Regions from separate parts of the Homo sapiens genome. Here region 1 is linked to region 2. A link is a loop called in an ENCODE intact Hi-C map of the cell type or tissue named here. Cell type or tissue: mucosa of descending colon. All regions are shown on one strand. Each heading gives the region's core, and the rest is flanking DNA. Links, peaks and the distances in the headings are about the cores only. Region 1 overlaps CLYBL-AS3 (CLYBL antisense RNA 3). Region 2 holds the start of LINC00554 (long intergenic non-protein coding RNA 554).

Region 1 (9,624 bases), core at 3,520-6,019, 74 kb after region 2:
AGGCTGGGCACGGTGGCTCACACCTGTAATCCCAGCACTTTGGGAGGCTGAGGTGGGCGGATCACTTGAGGTCAGGAGTTCGAGACCAGCATGGCAGGACATGGCAAAACCCCGTCTCAGCTAAAAATACAAAAATAAGCTGGGAGTGGTGGCACGTGCCTGTAGTCCCACCTACTTCAGAGGCTGAGGCAGGAGAATCTGGGAGGTGGAGGTTGCAGTGAGCTGAGATGGCGCCACTGTACTCCAGCTTGGGCGACAGAGCAAGATCCTGTCTCAAAAATAAATAAATAAATAAATAAAATGTACTTCTATTGGGCTGGGTGTGGTGGCTCACACCTGTAATCCTAGCACTTTGGGAGGCTGAGGCGGGAGGATTGCTTGAGCCTAGGAGTTCAAAACCAGCCTGGGCAACATAGTGAAACTCCATCTCTACCAAAAATACAAAAAATTAGCTGGGCATGGTGACATACACCTGTGGTACCAGCTACTTGGGAGGCTGGGGTAGCTGGGGTGGGAGGATCACTTGAGCCAAGGAGGCTGAGGCTGCAGTGAGCCATGATCATGCCACTGCACTCCAGCCTGGGTGACAGAGTGAGACCCCATTTTATTTTATTTTATCAAAAAAATAAAATAAACTGTACTATTATTGGCCAGACATGGTGGTTTATGCCTGTAATCTCAGCGCTTTGGGAGGATGAGGTGGGAGGATTGCTTGAGCTCAAGAGTTGGAGGCTGCAGTGAACTACCATCATGCCACTGCACTCCACTCTGGGTGACAGAGTGAGACTCCATCTCTACAAAAAAAATACTATTATGATTAATACCTATCATTAATTGTTTATGCCAGGCTTTATACATACATGTGCTATATACAATCGTCCATTCATTCCTGAAACAGCCTCATCAGTTAGGAGTCTTGTTTTTGCCCCCATTTTGCAGAAATGGAAACAGAGGCTTAGTTACGTAGCTTGGCCATAGCATAAGTGGCGGAGCTGGGCTCTGGACACAGTTCTGTCTGAATCCAAAGCCTATGCTCCTGACTGCAAATGAGACTGCCTCTCCCTTCAAGTCTTTGGTTTGAATGATTTATTTTTTTCACATCCAGTATGGTCTCAAAACAATCATCTCCTTACACCTCTTCCTGCCGCTCCCTGAACACCTGCCTGGCTCCTCTTCTGCTTAGAATTAATGATGGTGGCTGGCTGGGATGATATGCGGGTGGCCTCCCATGGTGAGCTCGTGGGGGCTCCCCACTTCAAACCAAATGGTGAGATAAGCCCATTGGGGTATCATTTCCTCACCGGTCCAAAAGGAATTCAGTTGTTTCTGCTTGTCAAATGCTCTGTGCTTCCTCGTCCAGCCCGCGTGAGTCACTGGGCTGTGTCAGTACGAGAATGGATGTCTTGTGTCCAACAGCCGCCAAGCTGCAAACACATGCCCAGCACAAGGCAGAGACGCGGGCTGTGCGGGGACCCAGCGGAAAACAGACCCCCACAGTGATGCCCAGGCCCAGAGACCACAGAGAAGACGCCAGGGAAGAAACCATTTTTCATATCCAGAAGCCTTCTGCCCCAATTCAGCCCCCATCCTGGAAACGCGGCAGAACACATTTTGTGTGCAGTGAGCTGACAAGCCCTATAAAACATTTCCACTCTTCCCCACTCGGAACACAGCCCATCTGTCCAACAGTGTCTGAAATAACACCGGATGGCCGGCAAAAGGGTATCCATTGTCACAGGCGTATTGGTACCGCAGGTAGTCCACACGGGCCCCCGTAATTCAAGCCGAAACAGCCTCTTCACCGACAGGGAGGCGGGGAGTGAAAGTGGCGGTTGTGATTCCAACAACGGGGAGGGTTGTTTTTCTAAGAATTTCTGCCAGTGGCCATTGAGTACTTTTTGTGCACCTACAGGAGACCTTGAAATTTAGGCAGCTATCAAATTCCAAATTAAACACCTGCGTGCTGCCTGCTCGCCGGTGAGGCAGCTGGGTCACACCGATCTGTGTTTGGGAAAGACCGGAGTTGGATTGTACTTGCTGCTTTCCTCTAACTAGCTTTCCTAACAAGCTTTCCTAAGATCACAAATTAGATGCTGGGGTTTCAGGCTAACAGGCCGATGAAGCTGTTGTTGAAAACTCAGAAATAATCAGCTTTGAGCCTGTAGCCTTGGAATTTCCTAGAGTGGGCTATTATGATCTGGTCATGTGGGGACTTGTTATTTCTATACAGATTGGGACTTCTAGTTTGCATCTCGTCTTCTGCAATCTCTTTTTCAGGAGTGAGCACTAGCCAGAGTATAGCAAACATTTTCTCTTTTCTCCTAAATATGCATGTTAGCATCAGTGGGGGCAAGCATTAAGATGATCCCGTCAGGATTTAAGTTTATGAATGATTTCTCATGGTGTGGGACCCTAGCTGAACATGGGCCATGAAAGAGAATGCTCGTTTCATATCCTGAATTGGCCCCTTCCTGGCTTTGGGACCTTGGGCAAATTACTGAGTCTCCAAGCCTCGGGTTTTTCATCTGTAAAATGGGATGATGGTAACAATAAGAACTAGTTTGTTGGATTGTTGTGAGAATTAAATGAGGTTCAGTACTGTGCCTAACCCATAATAAGCACTGAACACATGTCTAGGGCATTATCGGAGGATGAAGATGGAAATTGTGTTTGAGTGTCTCATAAGGTCTACTCCTGGGCTTTAGGGGCTGGAGTTGGAGCACGAGCACAGGCCACAGAGGCAGAAGCCCAGGCCACTGCGAGGTCTGTGGGGAAGGCTGAGGTTTCAACCCTCCAGAGATGGGCAACAGCCCCAGCTGGGATGGCCAGAATCATGGGGCAGAGAGGCCCACTCCATGCTAGAGGCAGGCAGGGCACCTGGAGGGCTGTGGGTGGGGTGTCAGGCCCCAGATGATTGCTCTGGGAGGGCACATGGACAGTCAAATTGGGTTTAGGGCTGCAAAGAAGGGGTATTGATGTTTAAAAATTTTTTTTACAGTGATAAAATATTTGCAACAGGCCAGGCATGGTGGTTTACACCTGTAACCCTAGCATTTTGAGAGACTGAGGTGGGAGGATCGCTTGAGTCCAGGAGTTCGAGATCAGCCTGGGCAACATAGTGAGACCTTATCTCTAAAATAAATAAAAAAAATTAGCCAAGCATGGTGGTGCATGCCTGTGGTCTCAGCTACTTGGGAGGCCGAGGTGGGAGGATCACCTGAGCCCAGGAGGTCAAGGCTGCAGTGAGCCACTCAAAAAAAAAAAAAAAAAAAAAGAAAAAAAAAAAGCATAACATAAAAATCACCAGTTTAGAACAGGTGTGGTGGCTCATACCTGTAATCCCAGCACTTTGGGAGGCCGAAGCAGGTGACTTGCTTGACTCCAGGAGTTTGAGACCAGCCTGAGCAACATAGTGAAATGCCATCTCTATAAAAAAATAGAAAAATTAGCCAGGCATGATAGTGTGTACCTGTAGTCCTAGCTACTTTGGAGGCTGAGGCAGGAGGATCACCTGAGCCTGGAAGTTGAGGCTGCAGTGAGCTGAGATCATACCACTGCAGTTCAGCCTGGGCGACAAAGTGAGACTGTTTCAAAACAAACCAACCAACCCCAAACAAAACCCAGTTTAACCATTTTTAAGAGTACAGTTCATTGCCATTGCGTACATTCACACTGTTGAGCAACCATCCTCACTATCTGTTTCCAGAAGTTTTTTATGATCCCAAACTGAAGCTCTGTTCCCTTTAAACAACAACTGCCATTCATTCTTCCTCCAGCTCCTGGCAGCCACGATCTTACTTTCTGTCTCTATGAATCTGCCTACTATAGTTACCTCATATAACTCGAATCATACAGTCTCTGTCCTTTTGTGCCTGGCTTGCTTCCCATAGCATCATGTCTTCAATCAAGGCTCATCTGTGTTGTAGTGTGCATCAGAACTTCCTTCCTTTTTAAGGCTGTATAATATTCCATTGTATGTGTATACCACATTTTGTTTCTCCATCCATCAATAGACACCTGGGTTGCTTCTACCTTTTGGCTACTGTGAATAATGTTGCTATGAACGTGGGTGTACAGATATCTGTTTGAGTCCCTGCTTTCGGTTATTTTGAGTATATTCTCAGAGGTAGAATTGCTAGATTATATGGTAATTCTATGTTTAATTTTTTGAGGAGCTGCCATACTATTCTCCAAAGCAGCTGCAGCTTTTTTTTTTTTTTTTTTTTTTTGAGACACGGGTCTTGTTATGTTGCCTGGGCTGGTCTTGAACTCCTGGCTTCAAGTGATCCTCCCACCCTGGCCTCCTAAAGTGCTGGGAATACAGGCATGAGCCACTGTGTGCCTAGCTGCACCATTTTACATTCTGGCCAGTAGTGCACAAAGGTTCCAATTTCTCCACATCCTTGCCAACACTTATTTTTCATTTTTCTGAAAATAGCCACCCGAATGGGTGCGAAGTGGTAACTTATTGAGGGAGGCTGGCTGTAAGGGCATCATTAAAGAGTCCATCTCTAAACAAAAGACACCAGTCTGAATAATTGTCCCTCTGTTAAGGAACTCATACTTCGAGTGTGTAGGACCAAGTGGTCGCTCGCTAGATTCTTCACTCTGTTGGGTGGGCCCTATTTGAAGACAGGTGGTAACCTTGGCAATGGGATTGCATGGGCACCAAAATGTCCATCTGGCCCCAAAGGTGGTCGTTCCCAGGTTGGCATGTTGCCTGACATCCTCAGCAGGAAGATTACCTGTTAACACGGAAACAAGTTACCTGGGAGGAGAGACACGACACATGAGTGTGAGCACAGTGGCTGCTGCCGCCTGGCACGGAGCCTGGGACGGCGGTACAGGGCGTGCATATTTGGGAAAGGCGGGGAGATCGGAAGCTGCAGACCTTGCTCTGGCAGCAGAGACCAGGCAGGCCGGGGCAGAAGGGAAGGCCCCAGACGGCCTGGGTATGGGTTGTTCAGGACCAACACCTGTGTGCCTGAAGCACCAGCTGCAACAGGGGGAAACATCCCCCACTCCCTCTCCGATCCCCATGTGGCTTCCCCATACCTTTGCACGACTTCCACTCACTCCAGTGACATCTTCAGCATTGCCTCCTCCCATCTGCCCACTTTCCACCCTCTCCCAGCACGCCCACGCTCTTCTTCACTCCTGGCTTCCTCCCTGATGTTGGGTATCAATGGCCTGTATTTCCCACCATACACGTCTTTGTTAGAAAATCCAAAGGCTTGATTCATCCTTGTTGGAAATGGCAAGTAGCTCGAGGCTAAATGTGCTAAATGGGATTTAGAGAGCAAAACAAGGATTCTGGAGAACCCAAGCTTCTGTTCATTCAACATTCTCTACAAGGACGACCAGGAGTGGCAGTGGATGGGGAGTGACAGAGACGCTCACTGCCACTCTCAAGGTGTTTGCTCTATAGCCAGGGATTCAAATATAGAAGCCAATGAGTGCGGACAGTTCACGGGTTCTGTAAGCGAAGGCTGCACGGGGTCCAGTGGGAGCACAAAGCAGTGGCTGGGGAGGGTGGTCAGGGAAGGCTTCAAAGAGGAGGTGACACGCAGCTTACTCAACCAAGGAACAACATGACATCACTGGGGTTCGGGTCCTGCCAGAGTCTAGGAACCCACCATACCATTCAATACACAATTATTTCTCAACTTCGTTTTCCTGCGCTGCATTTATGTTTGAAGAGGAAAATCTGTTGGCTAATGAAGAGCCATCAGCAGGGGTTCCTGCAGACCTCCGTTCTGCCGAGTCTCCCGCCATATCTGTCATTTTCCATGTGTCCCTGTGGCTTTTTCCTCATGGGATTGTTGGGGGATTTATTTGCAAATTGATGGTTATGAAGCTTGGAAAATCCAGTGTTGGAAAATGTTTTAGGTTAGTGTCAAGTAGGAAACACTTCTTATTTACTTAGAGATGGCCAAACAGGCCAGGTGCAGTGGCTCATGCCTGTAATCCCAACACTTTGGGAGGCCGAGGTGGGTGGATCACCTGAGCTCAGGAGTTCAAGACCAGCCTGGCCAACATGGTGAAACTCTGTCTCTACTGAAAATACAAAATTAGCCAGGCGTGGTGGCGGGCACCTGTAATCACAGCTCCTCAGGAGGCTGAGTCAGGAGAATGGCTTGAACCCGAGAGGTGGAGGTTGCAGTGAGCCGAGATTGCACCACTGCACTCCAGCCTGGGCGACAAAGGGAAACTCCATCTCAAAAACAAGCAAACAAACAAACAACAACAACAACAAAACTCATGAGTAAAAAGTAAAACTTTTAAACTCAAGTAAACGAAAGATACCAAAGGAGAAGGAAACTTAACACTGTGGACAAACTTTTGCCATTAAAATTATAGGAAATGAAAACAAACATCACCAGCATCTCAATGCGAATGGTTTCCATTGACAAAATAAGGAATATTGTTAACTGTTAGTATTATTAATACATAATTTTTCAGGTCCTTGAAAAATTGGGGTCTGGATATCCAAATCAAGTGAAAACAGTATGATATTTATTATATATGACTCGAATAAGACATTGGTTTCGAGGTGTGGTTATAGAAGTGTTTATTTTCATCCTGCAAATCTCTACTGTATATATATATATGTGTATATATATATGTGTGTATATATATGTGTGTGTGTGTGTATATATATATATATATATATTTTTTTTTTTTTTTCCCCAAACGTTTTCCTCTCTCCCTTGAAAGTTGGTACATGCTTAAGGTTAGGAATAATAATAGTAAAATATGCTATTATAATGGCTGCAGACAGGAGCTCAGCCTTTCATCTTCTTTCAACTTGGCAAATATTTGAAAAACAAGATTGGGGGGAGGGGGGAGGGGGGAGGGATAGCATTTGGAGGTACACCTAATGTTAAATGACGAGTTACTGGGTGCAGCACACCAACATGGCACATGTATACATATGTAACTAACCTGCACGTTGTGCACATGTACCCTAAAACTTAAAGTATAATAATAAAAAAAAAGAAAAACAAGGTTAAAGCCGGGCGTGGTGGCTCACGCCTGTAATCCCAGCACTTTGGGAGGCCGAGGTGGGCGGATCATGAGGTCAAGGAGATCGAGGCCATCCTGGCTAACACGGTGAAACCCCATCTCTACTAAAAAAAAATACCAAAAAAAAAAAAAAATTAGCCGGGCACGGTGGCGGGCGCCTGTAGTCCCAGCTACTTGGGAGGCTGAGGCAGGAGAATGGCATGAACCCAGGAGGCGGAGCCTGCAGTGAGCCGAGATGGCACCACTGCACTCCAGCCCGGGCTACAGAGCGAGACTCCGTCTCAAAAAAAACGAAACAAAACAAAAAAAACAACAAAAAATGATTTTAAAAAATTTGCGACTTGTAAATCCACACATTATTTTGTTGTTCTGAAAAGAAAATTTAACATTTTATATTTTTAAAATTTGGGGGATCCTATCATATCGTTTTTTGTAACTCCAGATATTAGCTTAAAAATAGGTTTCAACATGAGTGATTTTCAGGTATTTATTCAAACATTTCCTCCTACTTCAAAAATACATAAAAACGTGATATGACTGCTTTCTTAAAGGATTTACCGAGATTATATCCTTTGAGTAAAGTGATCCTGAACTCAGTCTGGTTGTCAGTTTCATTAGGAAGGAAGTCGCTCATCTTGGTCTAAATATTCTCCAATGCCCCGTAACGCGGACATTGCTTTCAAGGAGCCATGCTTTCAAGGAGCGCCCAGATGGAAGACCTTTCTAACGACAGTTGGAAATATTCTAAGAAAAATTAATGCTATTTTAGAGTTACTAGTGGTAGGTTTTAAGATAAAACGTCTTTGTGGGCTTGTAATTTTTCCTGGGTAGCAAAGTGAAATTCGCAAACCTTGGGGCTCTCTTCTCATCCTTCTCAACCTCACATTTCTTATTTCACATGGCCTTCTGTCTAGTAACACTATACTTACACATTTAAGAACCATGCATTTAGGCTGGGCATGGTGGCTCACGCCTGTAATCCCAGCACTTTGGGAGGCTAAGGCAGGTGGATCACGAGGTCAGGAGTTCGAGACCAGCCTGGCCAACATGGTGAAATCCCATCTCTACTAAAAATACAAAAAATTAGCCAGGCGTGGTGGTGCACACCTGTAGTCCCATCTACTCAGGAGGCTGAAGCAGGAGAATCGCTTGAACCTGGTAGGCAGAGGTTGCAGTGAGCCGAGATCGCACCACTGTACTCCAGCCTGGGCGACAGACAGAGCGAGACTCTGTCTCAAAAAAAAAAAAAAAAAGAAAAAGAAACATGCGCTTATAGTTCCTCATGGCTGAGCAGCAACCTCGTTCTCTTGGAAGTGAGATATTTTTGAAAGGAAGTATTGACTAGAAAGTGAGGGGTCAGGGCTGTGTCTAGGATCAGGTTGTTCAGACAGGAAGGAAGGAAGAAAGTTTTGATGCTATTTAGAAACCTGACTTTGACATTTTGGGCTATCAGCTTGGTTTACTGGAAAAATGAAGAAAGACAGTTTTTTCTCACAAAATTGTGATGTGGGTTAGAAGAATACTGAAGAATTCAGTGATTGAGCCTTTGATATGGACAGTTGAAGTGCAGGAGACAGTTGCCAACATTTTGTTGAAGTCATTCATATACATATCTGAATCATAAATTAATTCTAAATGAGTGACATGCTTTTTAGCTTGCCAGAATTATGGAATTGCTGAGAGCAGAATGCTGTAACCTGAGCATCTGGTGATCAGACTAACCCTGGGTGGCCTGTTTGGTCACGGAACATGAGGACTCTGTGTGTTTGGAGGTTGGGCAGGGTCTGGAAGGTGACAGTATTTTGGGGGTGCTCTATTAGTCAGGAAGTCATGGGAATTTGCCTGCCCCGTTTGTCATATTTGGTTTTTGTTTGTTTGTTTTTGAGACGGAGTCTCGCTCTGTCGCCCAGGCTGGAGTGCAGTGGCACAATGTTGGCTCACTGCAACCTCCACCTCCCAGGTTCAAGTGATTCTCCTGACTCAGCCTCCCAAGTAGCTGGGATTTCAGGCACCACCACCATGCATGGCTAATTTTTGTATTTTTAGTAGAGACAGAGTTTTGCCATGTTGGCCAGGCTGGTCTTGAACTCCTGACCTCAGGTGATCTGCCCACCTCTGCCTCCCAAAGTGCTGAGATTACAGGCTTGAGCCACCATGTCCAGCTGGTTTGTCATATTTGTGTTTGAATTTGGCTCTACGTGGATTCTGCGTAAGATTTAAGTGTCTTAGTTGGAAAAAGCCTCTGCATAAATGTGCACTGAGGAATATTTGTAACAAAGCTGGGAGCCAAGTAGGGAACTGGCATAGAGATTCTTCTAGACACATAGGCAAAGGATAGCTACCACAGAAAACGGGCAGATATGTGGGATTAGAGTGAGAGGGGTAATTTAGGCGATGAAATGAGCTGGTCTCTTGTACCACTATATGGCAGGTGAGGCAGATCCCCAAGATGAGGGTAGCGGTGCTTCTAGGAAGGGGAGACCACCACACCCCTGCCCTTTCTTGACAAAGTATACCAAGTGCAGATTACACTAGAGGGAGCCAGGCCGATGCCAAGCTTCCCGCTGGATGATGAAGGCCGTGGAGATGAGGAAGAGA
Region 2 (9,624 bases), core at 4,269-6,768:
GGTATTTGTTAAGCTCAGCAAAGTTTTCACCTGCCAATTTAGGAGTTTATCAGTGTGTATACACATCTGTGTCTGCGTGAGTGTACTGGGAAGAGGAATAGTCTCAACTACTCCCCAACTATAAAATCTAAGTTGTTTCCATCACTAGAGTTCATACATATGAGAGCAATTCTGAAAGCATAAGAAGAAAACCACCTGAAATGTATTCCTATGACAGACTGAAAAGCCTCCTGGGTGTAAACTTATCTTAAGCAAGAGAAGATCAAGTAGTTTCATTTAGAAACAAAGCTTTGGGCGGGGTGCGGTGGCTCATGCCTGTAATCACAGCACTTTGGGAGGTCAAGGCAGGCAGATCACGATGTCAGGAGATCGAGACCATCCTGGCTAACACGGTGAAACCCCATCTCCACTAATTAGCCAGACATGGTGGCAGATGCCTGTAGTCACAGCTACTCTGGAGGCTGAGGCAGGAGAATGGTGTGAATCCAGGAGGCGGAGCTTGCAGTGAGCGGAGATGGCGCCACTGTACTCCAGCCCAGGCGACAGAGCAAGACTCTGTCTCAAAAAAAAAAAAAAAAAAAAGAAAAGAAAAAGAAAAAGAAACAAAGCTTTGGTGCTTAGTGGAGTAATTTTGAAAGTACCATAGTGCCTGATACTGGAAATTATCTCTACCACAACTACTTTGGATTCAAATCTAGGTTCTAAGAAAAGAGAGAGGTATAAGTAAAAATGAAAATATCTGTTTCTATTAAAACCAGTAACAAAATACATTGCAAACCATTTTGAAACCCTTTGAGACAGTACAGCACAGATAATTAACAATAAATACCTCAGAGCTTTAGCATCTCTATATTACCCATACAGTCAACACCAGCTGTAACCAGGAAAAGCAGCAACAATGCACACAGAAGAGATGCCTGACAAGAGGGGGAACACCCAGCAGACCTATCATCAGTGTATGCAGGCCAGGCGCGGTGGCTCACACCTGTAACCCCGGCACTTTGGGAGACCGAAGTGGGTGGATCACCTGAGGTCAGGAGTTTGAGACCAGCCTGGCCAACATGGTGAAACCCCGTCTCTACTAAAATACAAAAATAGGCCGGGTGTGGTGGCATGCACCTGTAATCCCAGCTACTAGGGAGGCTGAGGCAAGAGAATTGCTGGAGACTGGGAGGCGGAGGTTGCAGTGAGTTGAGATCGCGCCACTGCACTCCAACCTGGGTGACAGAGTGAGAATCTATCTCTAGAAAAAAAAAAGAAAAAAAACCAACAACAACAGTGCATGAAAACACAGGGTGTGGCAAAATCACCAGAAGAAGGTAAATAGTTGGAGAAGAGGTTTAGGTTTTTGTTGTTGTTGCTGTTGTTGAGAGAGTTTCACTCTTGTTTGCCCAGGCTGGAGTGCAATGGCGCGATCTCGGCTCACTGCAACCTCCGCCTCCTGGGTTCAAGCAATTCTCCTGCCTCAGCCTCCCAAGTAGCTGAGATTACAGGCATGTGCCACCATGCTCAGCTAATTTTGTATTTTTAGTAGAGATGGGGTTTCACCACATTGGTCAGGCTGGTCCCGAACTCCTGACCTCAGGTAATCTACCCACCTCAGCCTCCCAAAGTGCTAGGATCACAGGCGTGAGCCACCGTGCCTGGGCCAAGAAGAGGTTTAAAATGCAATATGCTATTATATACTAAGTCTAGTAGTCTAACAGACTTGCTACTGAAAATACCTGAGATGGCCAGGCGCAGTAGTTCACGTCTGCAATACCAGCACTTTGGGAGGCCGAGGCAGGGCTCAATCGAGGCCAGGAGTTTGAGACCAGCCTGGCCAACATGGTGAAACCCCGTCTCTACTAAAAATACAAAAATTAGCTGGAAATTGCATGACCCAGGGAGATGGAGGTTGCAGTGAGCTAAGATCGCGCCACTGCACTCTAGCCTGGGCAAGAGAGTGAGACTCCAACTCAAAAAAGAAAAAAAAATACCTAAGACATCTCTTGAACACCTTAGAAATATCCGGATGGGGTTTTACTAAAGGCTGGGGTATCATTTTAAGAAGGGCAAGAGCATCGCTAATGCATACAGCAAAACAATCAGGCCTAATTTAACAGTTGGTCAAGGATTGAGAGAGGCTTCAAACCCTTACATTAAGAATGTTGTGGCCGGGCACGGTGGCTCATGCCTGTAATCCCAGCACTTTGGGAGGCCGAGGCAGGCAGAAGATGAGGTCAGGAGATCGAGACCATTCTGGCCAATATGGTGAAAACCCGTCTCTATTAAAAATACAAAAGTTAGCTGGGCATGGTGGCTTGTGCTTGTAATCCCAGCTACTTGGGAGGCTGAGGCAGGAGAATTCCTTGAATGAGGGAGTCACAGGTTTCAGTGAGTCGAGATTGTGCCACTGTACTCCAGCTTAGGGACGGAGTGAGACTCCATCTCAAAATAAATTAATTAAAAAATAAAAAATAAAAAATAAAAATTGCTGGGGGAATACCACTTAGGAAGTGAATTTGTAACCTGTTCCTTAAGTCCACAATCCAGTCAATTTTTGTTACTACACTGACGATAATTATACTATGAGCATGATGTTTTAAAATCAAGATAGTTCTGACTTTATAAAAGCATTTGGTTATTTTAATAATTGAAAACTCCTACATTTCCCTCTAGTTTAGACATTTTAAAACAGCTAGAAATAGAATGTCCAGAGAAATCTTTCTCAGAATGACAACCAATATGAAAAATATCATCCAATGAACTAAAGCAGGGGAGTACTGCTGAAGTTTAATCTAATTTCCACACAGTATACACCATTTTACTATAAAATAATACTTTGTACTTACCTTCCTCAGAAGAAAACATCCTCCTTCCTCTTCTTCTTATTTTTGAGACAGAGTTTCGCTCTTGTTGCCCAGGCTGGAGTGCAATGGTGCAATCTCGGCTCACTGCAACCTCCACCTTCCAGGTTCAAGTGATTTTCCTGACTCAGCCTCCGGAGTAGCTGGGATTACAGGCATGCACCACCAGGCCCAGCTAATTTCGTATTTTTAGTTAGGGACGGAGTTTCTCCATGTTGCTCAGGCTGGTCTCGAACTCCCAACCTTAGGCAATCCACTTGCCTCGGCCTCCCAAAGTCCTGGGATTACAGGCGTGAGCCATGTATGGCCAAACCTCCTTATTATTATTTTAGCTTTCTAGGGACGAGAATGAATACAAATGGTTTTGTGGCCCAGATCTCAAATTAAAGCCCAGACCTCAACCCTCTTACTGTCTTTTTTTGCCAGAAGCAGCACTAACCCTCATTCTAACAAGGAGGGAGGGATGTCATAGCAATGTCACAGCAGCAGACACTTTGAAGGAGAAAGACCAGAAAGGAAAAATGGAGAAAGGATAGGAGGCTGAAAGGAAAAGACAGAAAAACAACTCCAGGGCTGGGCACGGTGGCTCACGCCAGTAATCCCAGCATTTTGGGAGGCTGAGGCAGGTGGATCACCTGAGGTGAGGAGTTCTAGACCAGCCTGGCCAACATGGTGAAACCGTCTCTCTTCTAAAAATACAAAAGTTAGCCAGGTGTGGTGTCGGGTGCCTGTAGTTCCAACAACTCGGGAGGCTGAGGCAGGAGAATCATTTAAACCAGGGAGGCAGAGGTTGCGGTGAGCCGAGATTGAGCCACTATATACACTCCAGTCTGGGCGACAGAGTGAGACCTCCGTCTCAAAAAATAAAAATAAAAAATAAGAAAAGGAACTCCAAAATACTGAGTTGAGTATAGACGCTCTAGTATAGAAACTGCAGACCACTGGACCGTCTCTCACGAACTGGTCAAACTCCTCCTGGGCTTTCCTAGACAGGGGTGGGGACAGACTCACAGGGCTGAGCTGAGGACAGAGCCCCACCAGGCGCTGTCAGGGCGGTTTCCCGACCACACGTCCCTGTCCAAAAACAACCGCACAGCAAATGTGGCTATGCCAAGTCCTTCAGGTATCAGTTAAATCTCCTCCTCTTCTGTATGAATTTGTATTATTTATAAGACACTTGACACACGTTTAAACACTTACATTACTCCTGCGACTCAGGAAATAGAGCTTGTTCAGCTGAGGGAAAAAAAGCATGTAATGAGGGAGTTAACAAGGACTGATATTTTTTTACAACATTCTTTAAAAACTGAAAAACCTCTTTAAACACCAGGAACAGCTTAAATAATTCACTGTAGGCCTAAGGGGCCCCTGTGGACGTTTCCCCCGCGGGTCCCTTTCTGGCCTCGGCCTCCCCGACTGTCATCCGCCAAGGTGGGCCCGGAGGGCGACGGGCTCCAGGCCTCGGTCTCAGCGGTCCTCCGGCTTCCGGGACCCACAGGGGCCCTGGGCTGGGTGGGGGCCAGCCGGACCTGGGGAGGCCGGACCCCGGAAGTGGGTAGAGGCGGGCCGTGCCTTTTGACCCCTGGGTGCGCGGAAAGTCGGTAGCAGGCGGAAGTGCGGCCCTCGAGGCGGTCGCGGCCTGTCGGGGCTTGGAGCGAATGGCTCCAAGGCCGCAGGCTGGGCCTGGGCCGCAGCCGTGGGAAGCCGACGATGCCTGAGGCGCTCTGTCCTCGGCCCACCCTAGGAACTTGTATGACCGCAGGAAAGGATCAGGAGAGGCCGCTGCCCGTCTCCCACCGGCTCTAGGCTCCCTCGGCCGACCGATGTGGGGAAGGGGAAGGGGCCCGCGCCGAGGCTCTAGGGGAGGCTCCTAGGCCGGGTTCTCTGACTTAAGGCCCTCTTGGCTGTGGTTTTGCGGGAGTGAGTTGAGGGAGCTGCATTCACTCAAGTCCCTCACATGCCCGAGGGCCCGGGAATCGTGAAGCCGGGCCTGCGGACCCGGTGGGAGGAAGGAGTGCGAAGCGCGGCCGCCGTGCTCGGCCGGCGCCGGGCTAGGTCGGGCGGTGGGGACCGCGCCGGCATAGGACAACGCGGTGGAGGGAAGCACCTGCCCCCGCCCACCTTGACTCAGGGCCGCCGCGCCCCTCCTGGGCCATCCGCGCGGGGGTCTCAGGATGGCGAAACCCGGGACCTCGCGGCCCTCTAGTGCTCCCCTGCCAGGGTGCGACCTAGGTACCCTTTATCGAGCCCCACTCCCCAAGGCAGAGAGAGTTCGACGTTCCCAAGGAGGGAGTCTCCATGGAGGAATTCGTCCTGCTTCACTTCCAGAGTTGAAAGCCCGTCGGTTCTGCAAAGAGGAGCAGTCGGGCGCGGGCTAGCAAGCAGCTGATGAAAATAATTGTCCTCGCACACACAGCCCTGCGCCCAGGGGCGCGCGCGCGCACACACACACACACACACACACACACACACACACACACAACTTGCCTCCTCTAGCCGCCCAACCTTAATATTCCGGGCATGCAGTTTTCAACAACTTGCCTGACACAATAACAAAGACATTTAAATGCCAGGACGCAGACTTCACTTTTTAACCTGCTGAGAGGAGCTACTTTCAAAGCTTCCCCACCGCGAATAAACTGACAAAAAATATGGGGTGCACTTATAAATTAAACACCTTACCCTCAAAGCAATATACGTTAATCAGGTTTCTAAGGCAATAGCCATCTCTGTCTTTTCCTATTCACCCAAATAATGCCCCCAGAAGGAACCCCTTTACACAAGAGAGAACTGGAAAAAAAATGAATTATACCCATTGCTAGTAAAAAATCATCTTAAATCAATAGAGCACCACTTGAACTTGAGTTTCTATTGTTTCACTGAATCATCAATGTTTTTAATTAAACAGAGCTACCCTTTCTGTTAAAACATTACATAAAAGGGTTAGGTTTCTACTTTTGTTGAGGCAGCTGGCGTTTGTTGGCTGTTGTGTTTGAGCAACAGACTGTTCAATGGAAGCGAGAAATAGCTCAACGCGCTCTTAATAGACCTGTTTCAACAATGTATCTTGAAAAGGAATACATTGTGTTATTGTGTTAGTTTGCTACAAACCTATTAAAAGAAAAATAGCATCCATCAGGTCTAACAAGACGCATTTGTATTATACGTACTTATCTGCTTCAAATACACTTCTTGGCACAATGTCTAGAATTCAACTAGATCATCAGGAGCTGGGCAGAAGAACGCATACCAGTTAGGTAATGATACACGGGCTAAAAATAATAATAAAGGAAGGACTAAGCAGACGGTAATTGCTACTTTTTTGTGTATCATGAGAAATAACAGGCAACCCTACTTCAATTAAAAATATATTGCAAAAGTGTGGACTCCTACGACAAAAACAATTTAAAAAATATTTGTAGCATGGGAATATTGATCCATATCCCATATTTGGAACGAATCTGATACACTTTCGATAGGAATTTGTTTCAGAGAAGGATTCAGGGCAGAAGCGATGCATTTTTAAAGCAGAATTAAAACAGCGCAAAGAGCCCGGCTCTTTAGGGAAATGCGCGAAACAAACAAATCGAAAGCAAGCGTTCCAGCCAAGTGGTTGGGGAGCACCGTTGTCTGGCACTAGGAAAGGAAGTGCTTCTTGAAAGTGTTCTCTTAAAAATGATTTTCCAGACTTATTTTATTGCATTTTAATCACAAAGTGAAACTTAAAGCAAAGAAACAGGACATTCCCGCTACCGAACAGAACCTATCGTCTATTGCAGGAATGACTGCTACTTGGACCACAGACCTTTAGAAAAAACAGAGAGGCAAATGATTAGGCTAATTTAACGCGGAGATCTGCTTAGCAGAAAAGACACCCAAAGTAGCATCTGTCAGAGGAAAACATCTTTTGCTTCCACACAAGGCACTCGATTTGGTTTCCAACCTTGAGTCCTCAACATTCAACTTTCAAGTGCAACAATGTTGGAGGCACAAGAGAATAGTAGATTACCTACAAGTGAACACAATTGTACGGAAAAGAGACTTACATAAGTTACAATGGCACCCTATGTGAGATATCTACTTTAACAAATATGTAGAGCAATATTTTGCCCAATAAAGTCAATCATTTGTTACATTTTTGAATAAGTAAATTATCACATGAAGATTTAGAAAAATGTTACCCTGAAACATTAAACGATAGTTTTGCCATATTACAAAATAGCTATTTTAAACTTTTGTATAAGGCATTTGAAGCCAAATGGCTGATATGACTGTTCTCTTCAGCTGGAACATTTTTTTTCTTCTCAAGAAGGGTGTGTGTGAATGATGTGTGTGCATACTGGAGGTAGTTGAGAAGAATTTGATTAATACATAAGACTTTTCACTAATGTCTCCCCTCTAATCCAAATTTACTTTTTAAATTAATTCACTTGGATTTAAAAACAGAAATGAGATAATAAACCACAAATTACACATTATAAAAATTAGTTTCTCCAATGTATATGATTTTTGGAAGAGTGCATTTTCAAGGTGAGAATTTTTGATGTGTCTGATAATCTGCCAGATATGAGAGGAATGTCACAATAAAATTGGTTTTGCCATGATATGAAATGTTGTTGCTGAAGCTTTATAAAGTCTTTGATTTACATTTAGAACTTTTAGAAATATTTGTGTGTCTGAAGTTGAACTACCTAGAGGGAAATATTCAATCCATTTTAATTTCAAGAGATTGTTCAAATAAACAAAGAATCACCAATGATATCATTTGAAAACCCAGCAAAGGAAGAAGTGTATTTTAGAGGAAGACTGTAATCTGATTCTTTGTTTTGTTCTTGGTCTTTAAAATCCTTGATTCTCCACTTTCGCAAAGAATTTTCAATAGTATATGAAAGCCAAATATTTTTATTGATCTAAAGTTTAAAAAAGTCCACATAGTATGTACTATAATTTGTCTCCCTTTAAACAATAGGAAGAGTATTATTAGATTACTAGATTACTTTCTATATCCCTCCCAAATTGTTCCTAGAAAGAAACTTCTGATCTGTTAATTTATCATCACTAATATCTAAAAATGTTTTAACCAATCAAACCATAAAAATATTTTTACTGCCATTGATCTTAAGCAGCATCTAATTTGAAAGATTTTACAGAGTACATTTTCAAAGCATCAAGCATCTTTACAGTTTCTTGGTCTGCCTTCAGTAGGTAAATGAGTATCATTTCAGATTTCCTTTCAGCTTCTTTTGCCTTTTAATTCACAAGTATAGAAAATAAGAGAGGTTAATGTTTTTAAACATTTCTGCTACACGCGATTATTTCAGTGCCATTCTCTGGTGTTGTGTCTGAAAAACGGGTGGCCAAGCCCGCTGCCCGCAGCGCCAGACATTCAGCCGGATCCACCCCTGGGCACAGTCATCAGGGGAAAGAGATTCAGCTTCCAAACTTGATTAAAAACAACCCAACAATTTCTGCCCCGTTAAAGAACTGTGTGATTGGAGAAGCTGAGTAAATTGCCTCAGAGAGGAGGTGGCTGAGGTCTATGTCTCTTTCAAGTGGGAGCATCGAGAAGCTGAAATATGCAGTTAGAGAGTGTGCTGCAGAAGGGCAGCTTGTCCACCAAAATCTGCAGTTAAAGTCCACTTTACAGGATTTAGGTGCTGAGATGGAGTGATTCTCCCTTATAATTTTTTCATCTTAATTTGAAAGGAAAAAGAAAACACACACACATGCCAAAGACCCACAGAGATGCTTAGGAATTGTTAACTTATTTCTGAGTTACTGAGACCTTTTGTTTTCTATTTAGAAAATATTTCAAAATATACTTCTCCCCTGAAAGTTACAATCTGAAAGATATAATTACAAGAAAAACACTAGGAGGGGAAAAATGAAGTAGGAATGAGGAGTGTGTAGGTTGGTGAATAAAATACATAACTGTCAGCATCTTTTTAATGATACATTGTTGTTGTTGTTTGGTTTGTGATATTTTTTATAGTAAAAACTAGACATCCAAACAGGAATCCAAATATGAATGGAAGTGGGAAGTTTTCTGGTGTGTTTCAACACTAAAATGAACACTATGTCTCTATGTGTCTGTGTGTTCTCCTTCAATTCATTTTTTTTACCCCAGAAAGTGGTGCAATTTGTTAATTTTTTTGTGGGCACAGGAGGAGGAAAATATGATACATTTGGGGATTTTTCAGTAGAGCTGTGTTTAGTTTTAATTTTCCTGTATTTTAAAATAAACACTTTGACCAAAGCATGTTTGATCTTTGCAAGAAGGAAGTATACATTGTGAAGGAATGTGCAGCGGTTGGGTATGAAAATGGGGTTGTGACTCACAGCTGCAGGCAGAAAAAAAAAAGGCGTCGTGGTGTCAGCCAGAGGTGTTCAGTCTAATAATTCAAGCTGTAAACTGCATCCCCTAAAATTACCTACATAATAAATCATTGTGCAAAGAAAAAAAAGTTTGGACTGAAAAGTGTAAGTGAAACAGAATCCTCAGGAGATTTCAATGCTGGGACCTATTGACAATGAAGTGAAATACAGGCTTATTTTGTTCAAAACTTTAAGGATCAGAATAATGGAAATTTCTCTAGCACAACTGATTTTTTTTTTCTGGCTTGGGTTTCAACGCATTTCTACCTAGTCTGTCACAAAAATGGGCTTATATATTTCTCTCCTGATCACACAGCCAAAACTGCTTTATAGAATTTACAGTCGACTTAATGCAGTTTCAAGAAAAAGCTCACTCAAGAATGGCTTTATTTTTATAAAA

The links. A loop is a pair of places that touch in the nucleus more often than their neighbours do. Peaks named below come from ENCODE experiments on the same cell type or tissue, not always from the same donor. Only the 100,000 strongest peaks of a DNase experiment are listed, where the experiment ranks them.
Region 1: it touches region 2 in a loop (12-fold over the local background); 1 of 110 quality-filtered maps calls a loop at or near these places.

What each region holds. Positions count from the first base shown.
Region 1 is chr13:99,918,421-99,928,044 of GRCh38, reverse strand. The region is part of intron 1 of CLYBL-AS3 (CLYBL antisense RNA 3); the gene reads left to right. Among named protein-coding and RNA genes, the nearest start is that of CLYBL-AS3, 34 kb to the left of the region's middle. In mucosa of descending colon, for the core only: no CTCF peak of the experiment used is centred there; a DNase peak (open chromatin) is centred at 4,854.
Region 2 is chr13:99,992,735-100,002,358 of GRCh38, reverse strand. It overlaps LINC00554 (long intergenic non-protein coding RNA 554), which reads left to right and starts at 4,450. Exons shown (of 1, transcript NR_047483.1): 1 at 4,450-7,460. RefSeq lists an enhancer at 3,894-4,839. In mucosa of descending colon, for the core only: no CTCF peak of the experiment used is centred there; no DNase peak of the experiment used is centred there.